Regions from separate parts of the Homo sapiens genome. Here region 1 is linked to region 2. A link is a contact called in ENCODE Hi-C or POLR2A ChIA-PET data. All regions are on one chromosome and are shown on one strand. The core of a region is the stretch at or near the end of the contact, and the rest is flanking DNA. Distances in the headings are between cores, read along the strand shown.

Region 1 (3,731 bases), core at 1,057-3,556, 680 kb before region 2:
CTATATCAGCACCTCAAGTAACACTATTAGGTGTCTGGCCACATAAACACTGCAAAATGATTTCCTGGAAATTCAAGATGTTATAAATATGTTTTCCTAGAGGCAGACAAGTAGAAGTTATCAAGGCTTCATTTTACTTTATAAGGTAAAATTCAAGTTAACATGATAGTCACAGACGTAATTACCTCGTTTTTACAAACGACTAATTTGTTTCTCCCCTTCCACCTCTGATCTTACTCATTTTAATTATTCACTCTGCCCAGACCTTTTCTCTACATACATACACACGCCCCTCTAAACAAGAGTTTACACTGTCCTGCGATGAAAGCATAAAACAAAAGGCTGACTTGCAGATGAAGATATACCTCAGTAGTTTGATCTACAAGGACTAAATATTGAATCCAAAAAATCGTGGGTGTGGCTCGATTTTTTTTTTTTTTAGAGGGGGGCCTAAGGAGGCCAGTCGGGGCGGCTGCCTGGTCTCTGCCCTCCCCCTCTGCTTTCGCTTTGTGCTCACAATGCAGCTCCAGTAAAGCGCTTCCCTCTCCCCGCAGCCGCCGCCATGTTAGACGCTCTCTCCATGTGCCCCGAGTCCCAGCCATCCTCTCCAGTCTCCCCAGGACCCAGCCCCCAACGAATCTAAATCGTGGCAGTCCCCCGCCCCTTCACAGTCCCCTAGGAACAAAAAGTCGCTGCAGAAAATCATCTCGCGATTGAGCTGAGCCTGAGGCTCGGGGGGACACCTAAACAATTGAAACAAAGAGGGAAACGCAGGGGAGCCCATCGCATGGGCGCGGGGGTAGCAAATCGAAGACCCATTCAAAATGGGCCTGCCGGAAAGGCAGTTCTACCTTAAGATTCTAAACACACTTCTCTCCTACGGAAGAAGAGGGGACGCTCGACAGGTCTCGAGTGCATGGTAACCGAGCGGACAGACCCCAAGGCTGCAGGACGCAGGCCGCCCCAACTCCACGAGGCGGTCGGTTGAACCCGGAGCCCCCCGCGCAGGGACCTCTTCATTTTGGGCCCTCGTCAGAGAAATCGGGCCTCAGAGACGGAAAGAAGGGCACCATACAGTGAAGTCCTGACGACAGGCCCCCACCCTCACATGTCCCACTCCTAAAGGCCAAAAAGCCGGACCCACAGCGGAAGAGTAATAAAGAGGCCTGGGGTACAGTGCCGCGTCCGAGTCAGGTGACAAGTGCCTCTTCCAAGAGCCCGTTTTCTGGGCACGAAGCTCCCGCTGAACGTGGAGACGGGGCGTGTGGGCCAGGGGGTGGGAGGAGGGGACCTAGTAACGCTCCCGAGACGAAAAGAAGCGAAGGCTCCAGCGACCAGGGTCGGAGGGGCCGCAGAGCCCGGCCGCAGCCACCCCTCCCTTCCCCGCCAACTCCTGGCACCTTTTTCTTCTCCAGGTTCCGAAGTTTCTTGTCGATCACCCCGAGAATCTGCTTCATGGCCTCGGTCTGGACAGCGCCGGTGCCGGTTGCGGGGTGCTGAGAAGCCGGCGCGGCGGCCCCGGCTCCCGCGGCCGCCTCACTCCCGGAGGAACCCGACGGCGGTGGCGGTCCGGACGACTTGCTGCCGCTCCCGCTGTGGCTGGTGGCCGAGGGCATCTTCAGACCGCAAGGAGAGAGAAGAAAAAGCGGGAGGAAGGACAAGAGCGGCCAGTCAGGAGACGGACGGGGCGAGACGCGGGACAAAACGCGCAGCGAGCGGTAGCCTACGCGAGCGGGTGGGGGAGGGGGCGCGGCGCGCCTCGAGGGCAGGAAGAGTGCGCGGGCGCGCGCGCGACCCGCCAGCGGGGCGCCCGGCTGGGCCTCGCACCGCCCCCCGACCCGCCCCTCCCCCGCGGAGCCGCCGGCTCGGCCTACCAGCCCGGGGGCTCCGAGGCTCGCGCCGGAGGCGGGGCATCGCCGCGCCGGCCGCCAACGGCCACTGCAACGGTCCCTACCGGGGAGGGCCGGCTTTTGCCGGCTTCCGGAGAAGGGAGGAAAGAGAGAGGTCGGGGCTTGGGGGCAGAGAAGGGCATGGGAAATGACCGGGGTGGGGTGGGGGGACTTGGGGGCAAGCCCCTCGGAAGCTCCAGCGGGTCCGGAGATAAAGGACACCCGGGCGCAGCGGCCCTCTTCCCCTGCAGCGGCTCGGTCCCGGGTGGCGCTCACCGTGCGCGCGCGGAGGCCGCTGGAAATCACGAGTGGGCAGCTGAGGGGGCAAGGGTGGTGGTCCCTTCCGGGCAGTGTCGCGCGCTCCGTGGGCGCAGGCCGCTTCGCCCTGTCCCGCTGCACCGAGAGCCGCTCCTAGTGAGGCGAGAGCCGGGAGCGGGAGGGACTTAGCCAGCCAGCAGCCCTCTGGGTCGCGAGGGGCGGGAGAAGCGGAGAGCGGGGGCCTTCGCGGCCGCTCGGGCTGCCCGGCGCGAACGCCTGCCCGGAAGAGGCCGCCCGCTAGCTTCTCCGCCGTCCCCCGGCCCCGGCGCTGTGGGGCGCCTCCTGGACGCAGGTGGGGATGGCCCCGGCAAGGCCGAAGGAAAGGCCCCTTGAGTTTTGAGAGCAATCGACGCTAGGGTCCTTCAGGCGAAATCGTTTGACGCCCAAACGGGGACAATAGGTGTCAAGCAGCTGGCTCTGGAGCTGGCAACTGCCCCTTGAAGAGCCCTTATTTGGGGTGGGGGTGGGGGTTGGGGGGCAAAGGTTTCTGCAAGTAAGGGGTGCGTGGGGTGGGTGGTGCGATCCCAGCTTCTAGAATTCCTTCTGTATGCAGAGCGAGCAAACTCCATACCCCAAAACGTCTTTTGAAAAAAAGACAACTCGCCGCTTCCCCACCAAACAATCACCCAGTAACCTAGGAGTTCTCTGTAGAACGTGTCGGACACGGTCATGGTTGGTGGCTTTTTAAATCCTAAAGCTCTGGCCTCACAAAGAGTCTTCAGCTACCCTATGATGTTATACATCCAGTAGGCCTGAGTATTACGAATTATTAGACTTTTGTTTCCTTTTTTTTTAGGTTTACCTAACACTGTAAAGAGAACGTTCAATGAAATACAAAGAAAAAGATGATTTTTTTGCTCCAAGAGAATTATTCCAGCCTTGGGGTGGAGTGGGTGTGGACAGTGAGCAGAAAAACAAGAAACCAAGTTCTGGGAGGAAATAAAATGAATATAATCAGTGGAAAATTCAGCAACGCAATATTGTGTGACAACAGTAAATGACCAATTTATAATTTAAATTCTATGAAAAAGAGATTTAGAAGAGAGTTCTACCAAACCCACTGTTCCCTAGGGAATAAAATGAGTAACGCTGACTGGCAACAGTGCATCCTGAGGGAGCCTGGAGAAACAACAGCAGCCTCCGACCTCAAGATATCCTGGTTAGCTGCAAAGTCTGTTATATATTCATTCAAATATTTATTAAGCACCTTACTGTGTGCTGGGAACTCTTAAGTGCTAGGGATTATGAACAAAACATATTTACATGGAGCTTACAATCTAAGTAAGGGGAAGACAAGTAAATACATGTCAGATAGTGAAATGGTAGAGAAAAGAAAAAACGGTGGTCAGGGAAAGCCTTACTGACATTTGAGCTAGTACTGAAGGAAGTGAGGAAGAAGGCTAAGCAGCTACCTTGGAGGAGGAATTTTCCAGGTAGAGGAAACACCAAGTACTAAGATCTGAGACGGAGTGTGCTTTTTGGGTTCAAGGAACAGCACGGAAACCATAGTGGCAAGAGCAGAGA
Region 2 (3,526 bases), core at 673-3,172:
AGGCACACATCCAAAGATTCCTGAACTTTGTAACCACTATAATCGCAATAGAACATTATCTGACAGTAACTCGCAAGCACAAGCACCACCTGTCAGTGACTCTTTAAGTGAATCGAAGGAAAATGGGCTCTGAATTAAGCTGCTGAAGACGAGAAATATTTTTAACCTAAAACTCTCTTATCTAAAACAATGTCAGCCCCTTTACAATTAGGAATTTTAATCTAATTTGGGGGAGGGGGTACTCTGAGAAAGAAGAAGTCATTAGTCCTTGCTAAAAAATGCAAAACTACAGGAACACATTATCTGAAGTGAGAAATATATTCCTTGATAAGGCAGTGTATCAAGAGCTCAGAATTTCGTCAGAAACACAAAAGCCTGCCCTTTCCAAGTGCAGGCAGTAATCATTATTATTTCCAGGACAACTGCTTACTGCACAGCTTAAGTTTTGAAGCACACTTAGCAGAAAAATCCACCCCCACCTAGAATACTTACAACAGATTTCTCAAAATTGTCCAAGGAATTACAGAAATCTATTTCCTGGGGATTGCTGGAAGTCTACAAGCCAAGCATGACTATTTTTAACTAACCTGCAAACAGTGGATTATATACTTAATGAGCGCCTGCATCCCTTTGCAAGGTGCAAGCAATTATTGGAGAGACCTCCTTCCCAAAAGAAAAGGGTTCCGCTATCAACACAGGAGAAACTGTGTTGATATTTGGGAAGCCGACACGCGGATTGCCTAAAACTCTCTAGCCATTTCATGCAGTTAAGACAAAGTGGACACTCAACAGAGAGCCCAAAATACCAGGGACTTTGCCACCCTGAAACGTGTTCTAATGATACATTTCCCGTTTAAGGTGTCCTAAACACACATCTTTCTCTAAATAAAGCGTGCCTGCGGGACCACTAGGAAGGTTCTACAACTTGTCCAAAAAGAAGAGGCGATTGCTCCTTTTTTTTTCTTCCCCGCCCAAAGTGCCTTCCCGAAAGACAGATTTCTGACAGTTCGCCTACTGTTGCAGCAGTAAAGGGCCGGTGTTGCCAATACCTCTCCACCGCCACCTGGGCAGGTGTGGGTCCCGTCCCGCCGCCCCGCTCCTCCAGAAACCTCCGCGGACGCCCCGCCGCCGAGCGCTTACCCGGGTCGGCCTGGCCGTGCTCCAGGAGGGCCGCCAGCAGCAGAAGTCCCAGCAGCAGCGTCGGTGGCCGCGGGGGCGCATCGTGGGACGCGCCGGCCCCGGGGCCCCTCACACCCGTGCAGCGCGCGGCTCCCCAGGCAGCCCGACCAAGCCCACGCGCCACGGGCCGGCCCCCGCGCCCCCGCGTCGCGGGCCCAGCTTCCCTTGAGCCCTGAGGCTTGGCCTCCTGCGGAGCCATGGGGACGCTTCACACATCCAGGCCGCTGCCTCGCTCTGCACCGCGCCGGGGAGCCCAGCCCTCGGCGCCCCGGTCCTCACCGGGCATCGCCGGCCACGGCCCGGGCGCCGGAGGGAGGGGGCGCCGAGCGGCGCGACTGGCTCGCTCGTCCTGCCGCGCCCGGGGCGGGCTCCAGGGAGCCGCGGCTTCACCCGCGCAGGGGCCGGGCCCGCATGGAGCCGCGGCGGGTGCGGGCCGGGGTTCCCACGGTGCCTGTCGCCGCGCGCCGGCGCGATTGGGGCGGCGAGGGTGGGACGGGCGCCGCCCGGGGCCCCCTCCCCCGGGCCGGCTCCTGCAGAACTAGGGGGCGAGGCTGCCGGGAACGGGGGTGGCGGCCGCGGGGCGCGCTCGGGTCCCTCCCTCCCGCCGCCGCTGCAGCCTCGGCGCCCCGCTGTCCTGGCTCCTCGCTCCTCGCTCCTCGCTGGGCTTCGGGTTCCAGCCCCGGCTCCGGCTCGGGTTCCCGGGCCGCGAGTGCTACCGCAGCTCAGAGCGGCGCCTCATTGACAAAGAAAGCACGTAGCCTCCGGAACGGGCGAGGAGGCGAGGAGGCGAGGCCGGCGCGCGCGCGCAGCCCCGCGCGGAGCCACCGCGCGCTCCCCGCTCCCGCGCGCCCGGCCGGGCTCGAGACCCAGGAGGGGGACCCCTCCCGGCGGCTCCCGCGCAGCGGAGGTCCTTAAGGGGAGGGCTTCCCTCCCCTCCTGTCCCCCATCTAGAGAAGGGAAGGTTGGCGGGAGAGAGGTCGTCTGGCCGGGGAGGGGGGTCATGGTCAACGTGCCCAAGCGGCAGGAAAGCTCTTCCGCCTGGATTTTGGAAAAGCTCTTTGTAGAAGGGCGGGCGCGCTTTGTGCTGTTTGTTCACTACTTCTCCGAGGGTTCAACGGACAGCTGCATGCCAGTTTACCCCTGAGGAGCTCAAGCGGCTGTGGGCTAGTTGCAATAACACGCTGGATTAAAACACATTATAAATATTTGTTGCAGCCACACTACGTGCAAAGCATTACACTGCGCACTGGGAAGACTGGGGGAAGTTTTTCCAAAAAAGTCTACACCCCCAAACAGGAGAGTCAGGCAGCTCCTGCTCAGAGGGACAAAAGGCCCAGGCGTCACCTGAGTTGGTCCCCTGCTCTTCGCCCTTGCTAGCCTTGATGGCCTTAGCAAGTGACCTGGCTCATAGGCGCCTCATCCATCCCCAGTCACTGAGTATCTATTACGGGCCCGCTGTTTGCCAGCATCTGTGTTAGGCACTGAGGATACAAGCAGCGGGGAAACACACACATCCTTGACCCGGTAAAGCTCAGACGCTATTCACTCAACAATCCTTACTGACTGCCTGCGATGTGCCAATGACAACAGCCATAAACAAAATCCCTGCCCTCCTGGAGCTGACATTCTAGTGGGGGTTCACCCGCAATAAACAAATAAGTAATAGAATATTAGACTGGTAAATGCCGTAAAGAAAAATCAGTGTAAAAGAATGAAACGTGGGGAGGGGGTGTTGCAAATGTTAAACATTGTGAAGAAAGGCCTCGCTGAGAAGGTGACGTTTGAGCCAAGATCTGAAGGAGGTGAGAACAAGCCATGCGCGAAGAGCATTCCAGATACAGGGAACCAAAAAGGCTAACATCCCGGGGCAGAGCGTGCCTGGTGTGTTAGGGCACAGCAACTTAACCAGGGGATCTGGAAAAGTGTTAGGTTCTAGTTATTGAGCATCTGCAGGATAGAAATAACACCACATTTCATCTAAGACACATACTTTTCACATGTTAACTTTTCAGAAGTCAGATGTGTTCTTATAATATGTCTAAGATTTGTTGAAATATAGTAATGCCTTGTTGGGGGTTATGATTTAATTTTGTTCTTTAATTAAACTAGTTGGGCTGTTTTGGGTTGTGTTAAGAAACTTGCAGTCTGGCCTGGCGCAGTGGCTCACGCCTGTAATACCAGCACTTTAGGAGGCCAAGGCAGGCGAATCACCTGAGGTCAGGAGTTTGAGACCAGCCTGGCCAACATGGTGAAACCCTGTCTCTACTAAAAATACAAAAATTTGCCAGGTGTGGTGGTGCATGCCTGTAATCCCAGCTACTTGGGAGGCTGAGGCAGGAGAATTGCT

What was found. A loop is a pair of places that touch in the nucleus more often than their neighbours do. ChIA-PET counts read pairs that join two places held with the same protein, here RNA polymerase II (POLR2A). Pooled maps may share reads with other maps.
Region 1: a loop to region 2 is called in a pooled map, with 3 times the contacts of the local background. The contact joins the promoter of CAPRIN1 here to the promoter of KIAA1549L in region 2. A Hi-C loop is called at or near these places in 1 of 168 maps with a recorded cell type or tissue (GM12878), 1 of 37 single-sample maps with no recorded cell type and 5 of 50 pooled maps. POLR2A ChIA-PET finds 5 or more read pairs at or near these places in 1 of 52 experiments (activated CD8-positive, alpha-beta memory T cell).

Annotation. Positions count from the first base shown.
Region 1 is chr11:34,050,306-34,054,036 of GRCh38, reverse strand. CAPRIN1 (cell cycle associated protein 1) reads right to left here and starts at 2,306. Exons shown (of 19, transcript NM_005898.5): 1 at 2,166-2,306; 2 at 1,401-1,616. The coding sequence starts at 1,616. It overlaps LOC101929918 (a long non-coding RNA gene), which reads left to right and starts at 710. Exons shown (of 3, transcript XR_931177.3): 1 at 710-1,718; 2 at 3,004-3,366. RefSeq lists enhancers at 433-712, 743-812, 883-952, 1,023-1,092 and silencers at 1,703-2,002, 2,043-2,592, 2,452-2,651.
Region 2 is chr11:33,374,504-33,378,029 of GRCh38, reverse strand. KIAA1549L (KIAA1549 like) reads right to left here and starts at 1,922. Exons shown (of 21, transcript NM_012194.3): 1 at 1,141-1,922. The coding sequence starts at 1,378. RefSeq lists silencers at 1,057-1,336, 1,467-1,566, 1,707-1,946, 1,977-2,036.